Linked DNA regions of Homo sapiens: region 1 is linked to region 2. A link is a contact called in ENCODE Hi-C data. All regions are on one chromosome and are shown on one strand. The core of a region is the stretch at or near the end of the contact, and the rest is flanking DNA. Distances in the headings are between cores, read along the strand shown.

Region 1 (2,700 bases), core at 81-2,580, 3.8 Mb after region 2:
AAAAAATATATGTCAATAAGTAAATATCCTGATGCCTGGATCCCACCATGGGACATTCTGATGTAACTGGCCTGCAATGGTGTCTGGGCATGGGGATTTTTAAAAGCCCCAGTGACTAATATGCAGCAGAGTTTGAGAACCACTGGTTTAAAGGACTTTGTCCTACTCTGACAGCGTCTAGCACAGTGCCTGGCAGAGACTGATGCTCAGAATGAACAAACTAAGATTCTATTTGTCAAGGAGGAGAGCATTGTGTTACTCACAAATGCAAACAAACCACAAGCAAGGGATAAGTCAGGCCCTGGGCAAAGACAATGGTAAAGCAATTCCTGCCAAGTAAGCGTGTGAGGGTGACACCCACTGAATGCAAGCTGTTGTTACCTTTTTCCCTTTATTTTTATGTATTTATTTTTTGTTGAGACAGGGTCTCACTGTCCTTCAGTCTGGAGTGCAGTGGCCCTATCCTGGCTCACTGAAGCCTCGACCTCCTGGGCACATGCAATTCTCCCGCCTCAGCCTCCTGAGTAGCTAGGACTATAGGTGCGTGCCACCATGCTTGGCTAATTTTTTAAATTTTTGTACAGAGGGGTGGGGGGTCCTAATTATGTTGCTCAGGCTGGTCTCGAACTCCTGGGCTCAAGTGATCTTCCTGACTCGGCCTCCAAAAGTGCTGGGATTACAGGTGTGAGCCACTGCACCAGGTCAAGTTTCTATCTTGACTCTAACTAGAAAAGGTGTCATCCTTGAAATGCAGGTACTGTTCAGCCAAATTCCAAAGTCCTCTGAAGATCCAAGTTCTCTAAGAAGTTCAGAGGTGCCAGGCTGTGTCTTGTTTGTGCAAATGAAACAGAGGATGACAAGGTCGGGTGGGCATTTCGAGCTCTGCCCCAAGTCTGGTCGGCTTGAGAGTCAACCTAGGAGCCTCTCTCGGCTCCAAATGGCAATGTGGCAGCCCTTCCCGAGTAGGGAAAAAGGAGCGTGTAGGGGGCACCACGGCAAGCTGGTTGGGTCTGCTCCACCCATGAGGATGGAGTGCAGCCTCCACCGGGAACCAGGGGCGCGAGTCGCTGCTCAGTGGCCTGGGCCTGCATGTGGCGCGGCGGGAGCTGCTGCCTAGGGCCGCGCAGCGACGGGGGGTGAGGACTACATGTCCCGACGTGCCTCGGGCAGGGCGGGGCGGTGCCGGAGCCGGGCCTGGAGGCCGGCCGGGGCCAGGCGTGCGCAGTGGTTCTTGGGAGTGGCGAAGCGGGTCCTGCCCCGCTGTCAGCTGCGGCCCCCGGCGCCGGGCGGGGGTGGCCGCGACCATTGGCGGAGAGGCGAAAGGGGCGGGGCCGCCGCCAGCCGCTGCGGGCAAGGCTGAACAGGCGGAGGTGGGCAGCCGGCCAGGGAAGCACGGTCCAGGCGGCTACATTCGGCCCGGCCATGGCAGCGGCGCCCCTGAAAGTGTGCATCGTGGGCTCGGGGAACTGGTGAGCGGCGGCGGGCTGGAGGCCGGGGCTCCGCTTCCAGGAAGCGCCTCTCCCGGGCGGTGAGGGCTGCGCGCCCCATGCTGCGGCGTGGGCACCGGGCACTGCGCGCAGGGAGGCGGGGTGGGCGACCTCGTTGCTGGGCTGGGCACCGTGCGCCCGAGGAGGCCGCACCGGGGCACTCGCTCGGGAGGCGCTGGGCTCGCGTGCGTGCGGGGGACAGCGCGGAGAGAGGGCACCCCGAGCACGCGGGCACCTGTCTGCGCCCCCGTTACTGAGCGCACAGAAGCCACCTGCTTGCCACGCCTGGGTGTTTTGCACAATATCCTAAGGGCGTATTCCGTTCTCCACGGCGGATCTCCTGGGTCAAGGACTTGGTGGAGGCTCGAGCATTCTTACTGCAGTTTCGGTGTTGAGGAAACCGAGGCGGAGAGGGCTAAAGGGCTCTTGCTGCCCAGGTCACGGGCGGGGCATGCTCTGCCCTTCAAGGTGCCCGTCTCGCCCCCGCTTCTGATAGGTCCACTATCTTAGGCGCGTCGTATCAGGAAGAAAATCCAAGTTTCAACAGGCCGCTCTCCCTGAGGCGTTGAGAATTCTCCCTTGCCGAGATGTTTGCGAAGCTTTGCGTCTCTTTGGGGCCTTATTTGACTTTAACATTTTATAGAGCACATTAGAAATGTCAGTTCTTCTAGTACCCTTAATCAAACGTACACTGTGGGATTCTCTGGTGTGTTTGGGTGAATGTAGAGGTGGGGGTGTGAAGGGGGAAGGAAGCAAAGTGTAGCATCTGGTGTTTCCAAGCCTTTTTTCATTGCTGTACACTCTGCCACATTGGAGGGACTGGTGTACAATAGTTAAGAGTGATGATGTCCTTTCAGTGCTTCTGTTTACCGGTTTTTCTGTGGCGTGACAGGCATCAGAAGTGCTGCAGCAGCTGGTCCTAGGTAGTTGGTCTTAGTTTTACTCTTTCAAGACTTGGCCCAGAAAGTACTTATTGAAGGAAACCTTACCTGGTTCTTCACTTTTCCATCCCAGCAAGGCCAGTGGCCTCTCTCTGTGTCCCTATTGCTGGCCTGCATCACTGCATTATAAGGAGTTATTTGATTATCTGTCTCCCAACTTTTGAGAATGGCATCTACCCTAGTGCCTGGCATATGCTAAGTCAATACTAAGACTCTGTTGCAGTGGTGCGATCTTGGCTCACTGCAACCTCCACCTCCTGGATTCAAGCGAT
Region 2 (2,700 bases), core at 173-2,672:
CTCAGATTACAGGTGGAGAAATTGAGACATGAAAACATTAGAAAGTAGGGGAGCCAGAAATGAAAATCAGGCAGCTGACTCCAGAGCCAGCATAACTCTTAGAAACTATGCTTTGGTGCCTTAGAGTATGTATTACACCCATTTCAGAGATAAGGAAAATGAAGAAAAAGTTTAGCCTCTTACCCATTGTCAAGTAAATGGAAAAATCAGCATTCAGATACTGGTGTTCTGACCTAATCCAGTGTCATTTCCCATTATGTTATGCTGTCTCTTTAATATTAAAACCTTCTACTTGCGTAAGATGTCTGGCTTACAAACAATATCACATTAAAATTTGGAAATATCCTGTAAAGGATGCACTGTTCTCAATTTACAGATGATGAAATGATCACAAGATTGGGCAATGAGATATGGCGTTTTTAGAGAAATGAAATTCTGCCTTGAGATCTTGCTCAATCCAATTTGAAATTCCAATCTAAAAACCAAAATGTCTTCTACACATAAGGCGCAAGGGTCAATTTTAATTCTGGTACGTCTGTCTTTGATCACCTTAGCAAATTTCCATCACCTCTTGGAGCAACTGATGGTTTGATTTGTACTAGAGTTTTCGTGGGTATTTTATCTCGCTTTCGAGTATTGGGGTTTCTTTTGTGTAGAGGGTGTCAGCCTACCTTGCACGTAGTAGTAGTTACTCAACAAACAGCCGAAGGCTGGAATGAATACCGTATACAGGTTAGACATTGGAGAAACGACGAATACCTGTTAGCCCTCGATCAAGTGCAGGGGGTCGATATTCACCACTCAGATGCCCCAGGGAGTACCGTCCTAGCCAATGTCCCTCTTTTCTTTCCGATAATTTGTATCGGAAAGAAGCATTTAGCAGTCTCAATGAATGAAAAAAAACTGAAGGCGCCCCAGTAAGAGTACGAAAAGAAAAGGAGTAATTAGAGAAGTGAATGACCAAGAAGGGCCTGGACAGCTGGGGGTGAGGGTGACAGGGGAAAGGGTGTGGACAGCTGGGTGTGGGGGTGACTGGGGAAAGGGATGCCCAGGAGTGGGCCGCTCCCTAGTCAAAGGAGGGGGCGCGGGAGGGAGTGAGAAAAAAATGACGTGTCTTTTTGGACCGGCAACAGCTACGGAGGTTGGCCGCGGCATTGCCCGCATCCCTATCCTCCACCCGTCCCTGGCGAGTCACTCACCCAGAAGCCAGGCTACGTAGGGCCGCCCCCAAGGCCGCCGAGTTTCGATTCCTTAGTGTTTGGAAACGGACCGAAAACAAACCGGGTCGCCAGGGGTCACCACGGGCTTCCGGTTTCTTCGAAGACACCGCCGCTTCCACAGCGAAGGGAGCTGCTCCGGGCACGTCGCGGAGGGAGTCCCATTTCTTCTGACTCGGCAGGAGCCCGGGACGTTCTGGAAGGAGGGACGAGCCGAGGCAGGAGGGGCCGGGCCGACGCGAGAGAAGGCCCGTTACCCAGCAATACGCGCGCGAGACCCAGGCCCGCCGTCGGGACCAGCACGGGCCGGAGGGAGGGGAAGCACTCCGGAAAGTGATTGGAAGTGTGGATGAGCTCTCAGCCGGAAAAGGGGCTGCCGCTGTCCGCGGGCTCGGCGCCAGGGACGCGCGAGGAAACCGGAAGTCAGGCCCGAGGGAGCTGGGAGGGCGTTAGCGAAGCCAGGTTCGGTCGTGGGGGTGGGGAAGTGCAGGAGTGGCGCGCGGCGTACTACATGTCCCGTGAGCCTCCGCGGCGGGACGGGGCGGGGCCGCGGGACGCCAGGAGGCGGAGGCGGAGTGGAGTTAGGTAAGAGCGTTACCAGCCGTCTTGTCTGTTGGGCCGAGGTCCCCCTTCAGGGGCGCCCTCTGGTGCGTCTTTTTCACTCAGTGTCCTTTTGGGGGGTCCCCGGGCCGTGTGGTGCGTGCTGGCTCGGCTCAGTAGCGCTGTTACAGGCTTACGAGCTGACGTGGCTGGGAACTGGGAAGTCTGTTAGAAGCCGTTCCTCTGTAGCCTCTGTTTTCTAAACTACTTGCAAGCCCTCAGGCGATCACTTGAGGCACAAGCTCGACGAATTGCGTAGGGGTCTGTAATTATTCACAAACGACACCACGACTTCTAGCACACTGCTCAATTTATGGAATGAGAGACAGGGAGAAGATGCCAGAGTACTGGAGTTGCGCCCGGCTTCCCTGGAGTTGCCACCACCTTGGTTATTTCTAGATGATAGACCGTCCCTAGCTGTGGAGTCACAAGTAGTTGAATTAATTAGTCATTGAAGGTCGCAGCCAGGTGGAACCCCTGTAACTCTAAGGTATTATTGGTTAAATAAACAAATAAACAAGGAACAATAATTATAGAAAATTTAACGTCACTAACCGCCGATTAGCAATACGGACATTACTCACCACCCCCTTAAAGTAGTATTTTGTCATCTGTCCGCTTAACTATCAGCCCAACTGTCAGCCCAATAGGATGGATTTCACTCAAGGGTTTATATGAAAATTCGTTTTTATTGTTGTTGGTTTTTTTATTGTCTTTTTTGGTTTAGATTTAAGTGAAAATTTATAGCTGTTAGGAACAAAGACCACAAGTTGAAGTTTTATGACATTTCTAAAAATACTTAGAAATCTGTGTTAATGTTATCGTTGAGAAAGGAAACGATTTGCTTCAATTTACTGGGCTGGAGAATGGAAGAGAGCAGTGT

What was found. Hi-C counts contacts between places; a loop is a spot of excess contacts on that map. Pooled maps may share reads with other maps.
Region 1: a map of CD8-positive, alpha-beta T cell shows a loop between it and region 2 (12-fold over the local background). The contact joins the promoter of GPD1L here to the promoter of AZI2 in region 2. A Hi-C loop is called at or near these places in 3 of 168 maps with a recorded cell type or tissue (CD8-positive, alpha-beta T cell and gastrocnemius medialis) and 20 of 50 pooled maps.

What each region holds. Positions count from the first base shown.
Region 1 is chr3:32,105,290-32,107,989 of GRCh38, forward strand. GPD1L (glycerol-3-phosphate dehydrogenase 1 like) reads left to right here and starts at 1,331. Exons shown (of 8, transcript NM_015141.4): 1 at 1,331-1,469. The coding sequence starts at 1,423. RefSeq lists silencers at 1,064-1,473, 1,594-1,733.
Region 2 is chr3:28,347,402-28,350,101 of GRCh38, forward strand. It overlaps AZI2 (5-azacytidine induced 2), which reads right to left and starts at 1,423. Exons shown (of 8, transcript NM_022461.5): 1 at 1,200-1,423. ZCWPW2 (zinc finger CW-type and PWWP domain containing 2) reads left to right here and starts at 1,320. Exons shown (of 10, transcript NM_001040432.4): 1 at 1,320-1,802. RefSeq lists enhancers at 1,290-1,349, 1,537-2,517, 1,617-1,911, 1,950-2,029.